2 separate regions of the Homo sapiens genome follow, and region 1 is linked to region 2. Evidence: chromatin contacts called from ENCODE Hi-C data. All regions are on one chromosome and are shown on one strand. Each heading gives the region's core, a stretch centred on a gene start or an enhancer-like site at or near the end of the contact. The rest is flanking DNA. Distances are from core to core; before and after follow the strand shown.

Region 1 (5,758 bases), core at 1,782-4,281, 100 kb before region 2:
AAGGATTTATACTACATTGTTAACAGCGTTTACTTTAAGATGTGTGATCCTGTGTTGAGTGTCAAGGAAGATGTTCAGTGAAAAGAGGAACGAAGGGGGAAAAAGGATAAGAAAACAAGAATATCAGCTCTTGGAGGGAAATAGCATGTATAGAATTTTATCTATATATTTGTGCAAAGCTGTAGGGGGAAAATTCATTACTTTATAGATGGGTGATGCTAGATAAAGTGTCTCCTCATATCATAGGTATGAACCAAAAACAACTTCTGCTACTGTATAGCTGAGGCTTTTTTTTTTCCTCAATGGTGAACCCATCATGAATATGCTTTTTCTTTTTAAGAAGAGAAACTAGCTTTAGCAAGTCATAAGGATTCCTAAGATATGGCTACCAGCCATGAAAATCCCGGAGTAGAAAGAAAAACAACCCCAAGTCAGACTCATCAACACATCAGAGTTGAAGGCCAGGGTAAGGAACGTAGGTGTCCCAGTGCCTGGCACCAGTTCCACCATTTGAGGTGGCTTTGGACTGGCATACAAAGCCTCAAAGTTAGCCGAGGGCTAGGCAGGATGGAGGCAGGGAGAGAAGGCGGGCTGACCTGCGCTCCAGTCCCTATGCAAACCTGGAAGGTGAGCAGGGAGAAGAACCCCTGATGCCACCCAGGGCCCCGCTCTGACCTGCAGGCTCATAGGTGGGCAGTCATTATGGGACTTTAAGCAGAGTGACAAGGTTTGATTTATAAAACTTCAGCCTGAAATATTCGCCTTTTTTCCACCCTCAACCTCTTCCCATCCTAACTCATTCTTCAGGCTTCTTCATGGATGAGATTTTCTTCCATCTGTACGGATACCCCTCATTGTTTAGGTTAGGTGGCCTCCCTCTTCTCTCCTCACTCAGGGCTTAGTACCTTTGGTCATCATAATACCGCCCATTTTGTATGGTTCATTGCTTCTTGTTTGTCTTCCTCCATACTGTAAGTGCTTGTTCACCCCCCAGCCCCAGTGCCCAGCACAGTACCTGCTTCAAAATATCAACTTGCTGTACTAATGGAGGATAAATGGATTAATGTTTACTTTTTAGCTATTTCATATTTATTTTATATTTAGCTCTTATTACATATTTAGATTTTATTCGATTAGCTTTCTTTTTCTCCCTTAACCACTGAATAAAGTTCCTTTTGAAAACGTCAGCCTGGCTCTAATGGACAGGGAGAAAAAAGAAAAGATAACTTTAAACAGCTTGGAAGGAAAATTAAAGATAGAGAAGTTTCCCCTCCCCCCTCCCCCACCCTCCGCATCCCCTTCCCTCTCCCTTTTCCTCCCTCTCTCTGTCAGCTCTTTGAGATGGTGGAAGCCTCAAGCAGAGATCCAAGGTGGAGGAGGCATTCCCTTCCACAAAGAAGACCTCTTGTGCAGCCGCTCTAAATAAAGGGACGCTGTTCTCTTGAAAGCATCTCTAGAGTTTTCTATGCAGTGTGTTTACGGGTGCCTAGGAGAACCTGGCAAAGCAATGTGCGGTTCCTATATACGCTAAAATCCCAGGCTCCGAAAAAATACAGAGTGAAACAGCAGATTCTCCTCCCCGGCGTGGGATCCAATTTTTGCCCGGCATAAGTGTATAGTAAATTTCCCAGCCTTAAAGCACTTCCCGAGAGATGCTTTGAGCGCTCGCGGTACCAGTGCGTAAACGCCGCTCCCCGGCTGGCGCGGGTGTGCGCCAACTCCAACCTGCGCGCAAGTCTGCCGGTGCGCGCTCCAGTCCCACAGCTCCGAGTCCCCGCAGTGAAAGGAGGGGGCGGTGCACCGGGGTAGATGGGCCCCTGAGGACTCCCGGGGTTCAGTTTTCCGCGGAACTCTGCCTGCAGCAGTCTGGCGGGAACGTGCTGCGGAGCTCATCCCATCTTGGCTTCTCCAAAAGGGTTTATACGGACTGGCGAGTCTTTGCCCTGCCTCCTCCAAGTGTCTGGCACCAGTTCTACCGTTTGAAATGGTCTTGGACTGGGATACGAGGCCTCAAAGTCAGAAGACGGCAGGGCAGGATGGAGGCGGGCAGAGAAGGCTGGCTGACCTGTCCTCCAGCCCCTATGCAAACCTGGAAGGGGAACAGGGAGAAGGACCACCGATGCCACCCCGAGCCCGGCTCTGGCCTGCAGGCTTGGCAGGCGCGGAGGCGGAGGCTGCCAGGTCCCCGGGAGGCAAACGCAGCGCCGCAGTGATTGCTGGCGGAGAGCCCAGAGCCGCGCGTCTGAGCGACAAGCTGCCTATGAGTGTGGCTCCTGCGCTCACCAAGATTCGCAGGGAGCTCAGCCCTGTCCCCAGTGATTGAGCAGAGGCTCATCCAGAGGGGTCAGGTGGAGGGCTCAAATGGAGCTTCTCCTGGAACGAGGGGCCAAGTCACCAGGGTGGCTGAGGAAAGTGTCCTCAAAGCTTAGAGACTGTCACTTCCCAGGTGAATCAGCTAGCCAGGTAACTGAGCTAGATATTTTGTGGGGGTGTTTCCTAAACACAGCCTCAGGAAAGTTGTTTTCGGGACACCTGGACCAGGGAGTCGTCGCCTCTGGCTTCTCGGTAGCTGGAGCGCGGCCCGGAGCGCGGCGCTGGCACATCGCCCCCACACATGACCGTTTCCCATTGCCACAGGCAAGCCGCCTCTGCAGAGCTGTCTCAGGGCTCTGGGCTTCATTCCCTGGAAGTTGATTGTCCTCCACTCCAGCTGTTTCCCAAATCCTTCCTTCCTCCCAGCACCCCTCGTGCAACGACGATTCCAGCTGCGGACCGCATCTGTGTCAGTTACTTCCAAGCCACCTACTGCCCCCTCGCGGAGTGCGTGGGGCTCCCGGCTCGCAGACTCCCACGGCAAGTAGCAAGCAGCAAAAGGCGTGGTAGCTGCGGCGGTGGAATGAGACAGTTGTCAACAGCTGGCGCAGCTGCCGCGCTGCGCACCGGGACTGGCGAGTACGCAGCCCAGGTACTGCCCCTTCCCAGTGACGTCTCTGCAGGGGGTTATAAAAGCCTCGTGCGCAGCTAACTCGCGAGCTGAGCAACCCGAACCGAGAGGTGCCCGCGAAACTGCAGGCGGCGGCAGCGGCAGCAAAAGAGAAGGAAAAATCTCCAGCTGGATACGAAGCTCCAGAATCCTGGCCATAGGCTCAGAACTTTTACAGGTCGCGCTGCAATGGGCCCCCACTTCGCTCCTAAGTCCTCACGCAGCACAGGGCTTTGCCTTTCCCTGCGGAGGAAGGAGAAATAGGAGTTGCAGGCAGCAGCAGGTGCATAAATGCGGGGGATCTCTTGCTTCCTAGAACTGTGACCGGTGGAATTTCTTTCCCTTTTTCAGTTTACCGCAAGAGAGATGCTGTCTCCAGACTTCTGAACTCAAACGTCTCCTGAAGCTTGAAAGTGGAGGAATTCAGAGCCACCGCGGGCAGGCGGGCAGTGCATCCAGAAGCGTTTATATTCTGAGCGCCAGTTCAGCTTTCAAAAAGAGTGCTGCCCAGAAAAAGCCTTCCACCCTCCTGTCTGGCTTTAGAAGGACCCTGAGCCCCAGGCGCCAGCCACAGGACTCTGCTGCAGAGGGGGGTTGTGTACAGATAGTAGGGCTTTACCGCCTAGCTTCGAAATGGATAACGTCCTCCCGGTGGACTCAGACCTCTCCCCAAACATCTCCACTAACACCTCGGAACCCAATCAGTTCGTGCAACCAGCCTGGCAAATTGTCCTTTGGGCAGCTGCCTACACGGTCATTGTGGTGACCTCTGTGGTGGGCAACGTGGTAGTGATGTGGATCATCTTAGCCCACAAAAGAATGAGGACAGTGACGAACTATTTTCTGGTGAACCTGGCCTTCGCGGAGGCCTCCATGGCTGCATTCAATACAGTGGTGAACTTCACCTATGCTGTCCACAACGAATGGTACTACGGCCTGTTCTACTGCAAGTTCCACAACTTCTTTCCCATCGCCGCTGTCTTCGCCAGTATCTACTCCATGACGGCTGTGGCCTTTGATAGGTGAGATTAGCCTTTGTGAAAAGGCGAGAAAGTGCTCATAGAGGACCACGGCATTGCTGTGAGGTTTGGAACTGGGTGGGGTATGGGTCAAGTGGAAGATTGGCCACTCTGAGGGTTTTTTTACTGATCAACTGAGTCATTTGTTGATGGGGAACTTCATCTTATGTATTTCAACTTTTTTTCCTCTTTTTTACCCATCACTCTCTCTCTTCCTTTCAACACACATCCCCCTTTTCTTCATTTAACTCCCCTTTCTTCATCTCTTCTCCACTCATCTTCCTGACACTTTCAACTTCTGCTTTGCTCCTTTCCATATATTCCTTCTCCCCTTTACCCTTGCAGGCTGCAAACAATACCTAGGGTTTGGTCAAAGGACTAGACCCTGGAAGGGGCTTTGTAAATTCCTCCAGGCCTGTTTTTCTGTCAGACAGCCTCTTGTTGCCTTCCTGTTTTAAGTACACCTAGAGGATTCTGGGACTTTCTGCTCCCACTGCAACTCTCCAGTTTGTTGTTGTAGTTGTTGTTGTTGTTTGGTTGGTTGGTTCGTTGGTTTGTGTTTGTTTGTTTGTTTGTTTTGGATGTGAAAGAGCATTTCATCAGTATCATAAGATACTCAGAATTCTAATGCAGTTTACTCTGTAATGCTAGGAATTCTCATTCAGGAATGAGAGACAGTTATGCTATCCTTAAGAAACTCCACGGATAGGGATCCAGGAAGCTTACCCAAGAGGTGTTCTAAATTTCTCCTGCAATGTAAAATGTATGTATTTAGCCTGTCTCTATCCACAGAGAAACATGCTTGGCAAAGGCATTTGAGAGCTCTTCTGTTCCGGCAACCAACAGGTTAGGGTTCCCAAAGCTGACTGAAAGTGAAAAGGTTGGCATTTCAAACACTGGGGATGGTATTCTGGAATGAATGGCTCTTCAGGTAGCATGATGGAAAATTGATTATTGGAGCACAGCTCTGTTGGTATTGTCTCCTTTGTGAGTATCTTAGGTCTCCAATGTGTATGTCTATGTGTGCACAGGTGTTAAATGTTTACCTGGGATGTGAAAGTATGCTTAAAACACCTACCACTGTGATTTTAAAATGGAGTCTTTTGATGTCCTTCCTGAGATAACTGAATGTGAGAAACCCAAAGAAGGAGCTAGGAGAAAACTTCAAAAAAAATTCCAAACTACTAACCCTCTTTGCATAAAGATTGTTTATAACTTGCAAATTATTAGAAGTCTTTTTTAGCTCCTGTAGTCAATGAACACTTTTAAAATCAGGGAAATCTTCATTTCCATCCTTTGCAGTGGTGTCCAAATACTGATTTGTTAGTTCCCTGTACATCTCTCTATATGCAGCTCCTATGTGCTTACTATGTTTTATGTAAAACAAATTGTGGAAAATCAGTTTGTATTTTAAATGTAGATGGTAAACCAATTACTCAAAGTGGGAGTGAAATGAATTATTTTGCAAATTTATCTTTTGTACTACACTGGTTTTCAGATATTCAGTTTGCTGAAAGTGAGGTACACCTGTAAATCTTTCTGCATTGACATGCTCCTTTAATCTCATAACAGCTTCCTTAAACTTAAAAAAGTCGATAGCATGATATATAAGTGAATATCAGGGTAGTGAAACCTGATGCCAGTTCAGCCTTACAAACACTCTCTTGATGCCCCCTAAATTAGAGGGCAAGTTTTTTGGGGGGTTTTGTTTGTTTGTTTGCTTTTTCTGCACTGGGGCTTTGCACAAGCTCTAGGA
Region 2 (5,945 bases), core at 3,343-5,842:
ATATTCTCTTGATGAATTGACCCCTTTATCATTATATAATTATATTATTTTCCTCTTTTTGCAGTTTTGACTTAAAGTCTGATACAAGTATATCTACACCTGCTCATTTTTTGTTTGGATGGCGTATCTTTTTCTACCCCTTCACTTTCAGTCTTTGTGTGTCCTTAAAGCCAAAATGAGTCTCTTACAGGCAGAATATACTTTAGTCTTAATTTTTCAATCCATTAAGCACTCTGTGTCCTTTGATTGGAGAATTTAATTCACTTATTTTCTGTTTTCAAGGTAATTATGGATAGGTACATACTACTGCCATTTGGTCAATTGTTTTCTGGTTGTTTTGTAGATTCTTTGTTGCTTTCTTCCTCTCTTGCTCTCCTCCTTTGTGATTTGACTATTTTCTATAATAGTATGCTTTGATTCCTTTCTCTTTATCTTTTATGTATCTACTTTATGTTTCTGCTTTGTGGTTACCATGAGGCTTATGTAAAATATCTGACAGTTATAACAGTCTATTTGAAACTGATAACAACTTAGGCTTGTATCCCCTACTCCACCATCTTTGTCAGATTTCTCCACAAATACTAAAATTATTATTTTTCCCCTCTTTCCCATACTCTAGTCTTTGGAAGGAAGTTACTGTGTGAAGGCTATCCTTAAGGAGTGGAGAGGAATGTTCCTACTCCTTTACTGCAGAGTAGCTACATAAATTCTTTGCAATTTTTATGCACTGAAGATTTGTCTCTTCTCCATCATTTACATATTTATTTATTTATTTATTTATTCAATCATTTATTTATGTTAGTATGGACTCATGGGTATTTATTTTGGTCTCAGGGTATAATTTCTTTGAGTTACTCAATTTATTTTATTGCTCAAATTGTTCCAGTTTTGGCCATTGGGGCCACTTTCAGGTTGCTTCTGTATCTCTTTGACATACCCCATTATGACATATTCCATACTTACAGGGATTCGAGGGTTTTGTTTTGTTTTTAGTTTCTAGTTTTGTGCTTTTTGTGTTGTGTCGTGTGTTTTGAGGACTTTCTTACTTTGTGCTACTACAGGATGCTCCAGGCTCATCTTGTATATTTCCTGCCCCAGTTCTACAATCAACCACTTCTCTAAGAAGCCCTGGTTTCTTCTATTAGGGAATGATATTAGAAACCAACACCTGGGCTCTAGGTATATTATTGTTATTTTTAAACAACTTAACAAACACTGTCAAATGGTTCTCTGCTTTTGTTTCTAATATAGTAAGTATTGATAGATACGACCCACATGAACAAAAGTTCTTTGGGAGTCCTCAATTATTTTTATTAGTGTAAAGAAATACCAAGACCAAATAAGTTGGGAACAAGTAATAGAGATCTGCTCTCTTAAAAATGTTTTCTATTCCATTTCATAATTATGGTCCACAAACAATGATTTACTGTCATCTCTATATATTTTTATTTTACTGATAATCACCAGTTTATTAGTTCTATGGCCTCATTATTTTGAATTTTCAGTTTTGATCCATCATCCATCATTCTGAATCATGTCTTTTGGTAGTTTCTCTGCAGAAAATAGTACTTTCTTACATATTTGATAATACCTTTATTTGGCATATACTTACCAATGGCTGCTTGATTGGGTATAAATTGTGGGAATATCACGATTTATAAATATATAAATAATTTTTTTTCTTTTAAGCTCAGCATAGATTGCTCCTTTGTTGTTTGAAGGCAAAGTGATATCTTCTTTTGTGGATAACCTAATATGTACCCCCCAAGATACTTGTATGATTATATGTTAATCTAGAAAATCCAAACAGGATTTAAATAGTAAGTCTTCCCATAACCTAACACTTACTGTCAATGTTCAGACCAAGATATATTTTAGATCTGAAAAAAAAAATTTACTCTATTACAGTTAGAACCTTTGGCTTCAAATAATAGAAGTAAGATCGTGTATCAGTTAGTTCCTGCTGCGTAACAAATCATTCCGAAACTTAGTGGTTTAAAGTAACAACTGTCCATTTAGGTCATGATTTTGTGGATTGCTGGCTGCTCTGGTTTGTGCCAGCTCAACTGAATTCTGTGGGAGTGTCTCATATGTCTGCAGTCACCTATGGGTCATGTGGCTGCTGGATAACCTAGGAAGCCTTATTCACTTATCTTGTACTTGGAAGATTGTCAACCAGGATGACAGAGGTAACTGAACCATGTGTTTCTCATTACCCAACAGGCGAGTTTAAGCTTCTTTATGGTGGCCTGAGTTCAAAAGCAGGAAAAGAGGACAAACCCCATGGCACTAATGCTTTTTGAGCCTCTGCTTATCTCACATATGCCAGCATGCCACTAGTCAAGCAACCCATATGGCATGTCTTTATTTTTATTTTTTTATTTTTTTATTTTTTATTTTTGGAGAGACAGAGTCTCACTCCATCACTCAGCCTGGAGTGCAGTGGCACGATCTCGGTTCACTGCAACCTCCACCTCCAGGGTTCAAGCAATGTGGCTCAGCCTCCTGAGTAGTTGGAACTACAGGCATGTGCTACCATGGCCAGCTAATTTTTGTATTTTCAGTAGAGATGAAGTTTCACCATATAGGTCAGGCTGGTCTTGAACTCCTGACCCCAAATGATCTGCCTGCCTTGGCCTCCCAAAGTGCTGGGATTACAGGTGTGAGCCACCGTGCCCGGCCTTTATTTTCAATTGCCAAAGAGAACCTAGCATTTATTTATCAGGTGCAGTTCCAGAATCATGATGACGATTTGCCCAATGTGAGTCAAGAGCTCACTCCCAAAGTAATCTACAGTGGAGCTACCACTCATGAGCTATGTGACTTTGGCAAGTTACTTTTTACTCCTCTGAGCCTCAGTTTCCTCAATATGAAAATTAGGAATAATAATATTACCTACATCATGAGTTATTGTGAGGATTAGATAAAATATTGTATATAAAACCCTTAGCACAGTGTCTGGTACACAGTGATCATTCATCTACCTTTAAGATGCTTTATTTATTAGTATTACTAATATGGAAAGTCTTGAAGTATCATTAATGAGAGGACTTATTAAAAAGATGCTTACATCATTTTTATTTTTTGCTTCATCTCTATTATTTTTATCTCTTTCGGAATATCTTCTTATTAGAAGCTAGGATTGCTGAGAATCTCACTTCTATTTCTATTATATTCTTATCTTTATTTTCACCTTGTTTTCCTTTTTCTAAAATATTCTCAGTGAATAATCAACTTGTCCTCTGCCTGACTAATTCAGTTTTCTGCCGTGTCCAACATGTTATTCATCATTCTTTTTTTTTTTAATACAGCAACCACATTTTTCATCATGGTTGTCTGGGTATAGACATTGGAACTCATTTCATGGAAGTCTCCTTTTGTTTCTTGAAGACAGATGTTATTAAGTACATAAATTAGCTATTTCAACAGTATTTTTTTCTTATAGTAATCTATTTCAGGGGACACATTTATGTTACCAAAAATATTCAGTGAATTGAAGGTTGCATTCTTCTGAACCACAAAATTTCCTTATAGTTACCAAGAACATTATTTTTTGACTTATTCTCACAATGAGAGAGCTATGGCTCTGCAATGTGATTTATCATTTTATTCATTCACTTAGCAAATATTTATGAACCCTTACTTTATAGTACGTACTATGCTATAGATAAAACAATGACCTATCACACTCGTCACCTTAAAGCTCTTAGAGTCTACTGCACACTTGGGCAGGGAAGCAAGCATGTGGATACAGTAGTTAGTGCTGCAATAAATCCACAGTGCCATTCATTACCACAGAGTCATGAAATGCTCAACAGACCAAGATAGTAATCAGCTGAGTCCTGGAGGTTAGATATGAGTTAGTCATATGGCATTTGGAGGATGAGGGAAGCAAATCAGTAGGCAGAGTTTGTTGGAAAAAAGAATTCCAAATCGAGACAACCACATGCACAAAGATTTGAAAGAGAGGTTATAATTTATGCCAAAGAAACTAAATTTAAAAATAATAATTGCTAGCATTCATTATGCACCTATGATGTTCCAGGCACTCTGCCAAGAACTTTGCATGCATCATCTCATTTCATCCCCTCAGCAGCTCAAAGTGGTAGGCAAATTGTCCAAGTGCTCCAGCAAGTATGTGGCAAAACCAGAATCTGAACTGAGGGAGTCTGTCTTTGGAGCTCACTCATTAGCTACTACATCATCCTGCCTCTCTGAAAAAACTCAGCATGGCTATGTGGAGTGTGTGATGTGTGTGGGGGTGTGGGTGGCATGGTAGGTGAGGAAGAATGGGAATAAGGGAAGAGATCCCAGGCTGGAAATCATAAAGAGTATTGTAGGATCACTGAGTTTATGCTTTATTCTAACAATAATGGGGAATAAATGCTGGAAGAAGACAGTGGTCATGAAACGCCTGTGAAATGCATCCCAGTGGACATATGTGTTCTGTGAGGTCTGAGGTATGGATATAAAAACGTGAGTCATAAGCTCATAGATGGATTTACAACCTTGGGGACAGATTAATCACCTGGGGAGATCTGGCTGAAGAAGGTCTAGAAAAAGCCCTGAGGAAGTCGATAGAAAAGGAGGACTTGATAAAAGGGGCTGTGAGCCAGTGGCCAGCAGGGTAGGAGAGAAACTAGAGGTGTGGTGTCTGAGAATGCAAGGAAAGGGGCCTGAGAATCTACAGTGACATCAGTCAACCTGGCCGCGCAAACCTCTCCCTGGGTTCAGCCTCTGGGGCAGCTGTGGGCAAGAATGTGGGTGGCTGGATTCATCTCAGCCTGAGATTTTTATCAGATGAGTATCATAGAAGGAGGAAAGAGTAAGGGAATTGGAGGTGACTTGTATAGGAGTGATTAGATTGATGGACAAGGAAGGAAAGAAAACATGAAGAGTCTGAGGAATAGGAAGAAAATGTCAGGTTCAGTGAATGTGAGTTTCCACAGAGAGAATTGTAACAGCAGAGGTACTCAGGCAAGTGACTTGGGAGGATGGACATGGTATTTATGGACAGGATGTTTTAAAAAGTCATGCATATCCCAGGTGTGGCCAGGATGCAGATAACTGATGCAAAAGAGAGAAGGAGCTCACTGGAGATGAGGAGTCTCAGCACTGAGATGCCAGAGTGCTGGGTGGTCCTCCTCAAGGAGGATGAAGTCACTGGGGTGAGACAGAGGCTGGGATAGTGAGGGAGGCTCCGAGCCAGAGCTGAGGTCCTCAGTGATCAGGGAAGAGTGACCAGGAGGCTGGAGAGTGACAGCAGCAAGTGAAAAAGAAGATGTGGCAGGATATGTGCTCCTCAGAGGGGTGGCATCTGACAGGACACAAGGGGAAGTGGTCTGGAAGTGGCACGGAGGAGCAGGAGAACCCTCACTCCACCTGCTGGTTCTGAGGGGAATAAATGTGAGAGCAAGAAAAGAAAAAAAAAAAAAGCCTTAATTTGCAAGAACTACAAAGAACACATATTCTCAGGAAGCAGCCAGAGTTCTATTAAGGCTGGAATTAAAAAGAACATTCCTAAAATTTCAAGTATTGACAGGAGATTGCCTGCCACAAAGCAGGAACCCAAAGGCAGAGCAGGAGAGTTTGAGAGGAAAGTGGGAGAGACTGGGTTAGCTAATGGGACCAACCCAGAAGTTGGGGGATGAGAATCCACTCCTAGAGCAAGCTGGATGTGGTGGTGAGCAAGGCTGGTAGGGATGTGGGTTTCAGGGACTGAAGCCTGGAAGTCTCTTAACAGATGAGAGTCGCTCACTTCAAGGCTTTGTGGTCCTCAAGGATTGGCCAATATTGAGGCAGCTATTCTCAGAGGTCTCTCTTCATCTTTCTCATCAGACAACTGCTCCCTCAGGCATCTCCAAGAAATATTTCTGGGATATTTGAGGATGAATTTTAAGGTAAAAAAGATAATTTTCTATGAAAAACTAGAAACAAACCCAATG

Evidence for each region. Hi-C counts contacts between places; a loop is a spot of excess contacts on that map. Pooled maps may share reads with other maps.
Region 1: a loop to region 2 is called in a pooled map, with 2.3 times the contacts of the local background. The contact joins the promoter of TACR1 here to the enhancer-like site in region 2. A Hi-C loop is called at or near these places in 3 of 50 pooled maps.

Annotation. Positions count from the first base shown.
Region 1 is chr2:75,196,793-75,202,550 of GRCh38, reverse strand. TACR1 (tachykinin receptor 1) reads left to right here and starts at 3,031. Exons shown (of 5, transcript NM_001058.4): 1 at 3,031-4,005. The coding sequence starts at 3,617. The region is part of intron 2 of TACR1-AS1 (TACR1 antisense RNA 1); the gene reads right to left.
Region 2 is chr2:75,098,403-75,104,347 of GRCh38, reverse strand. The region is part of intron 2 of TACR1 (tachykinin receptor 1); the gene reads left to right. Among named protein-coding and RNA genes, the nearest start is that of MIR5000, 11 kb to the right of the region's middle. Within about 2 kb of position 4,592, at least 2 of the 41 ENCODE cell types and tissues checked have a DNase peak (open chromatin) inside an H3K27ac peak, as active enhancers do.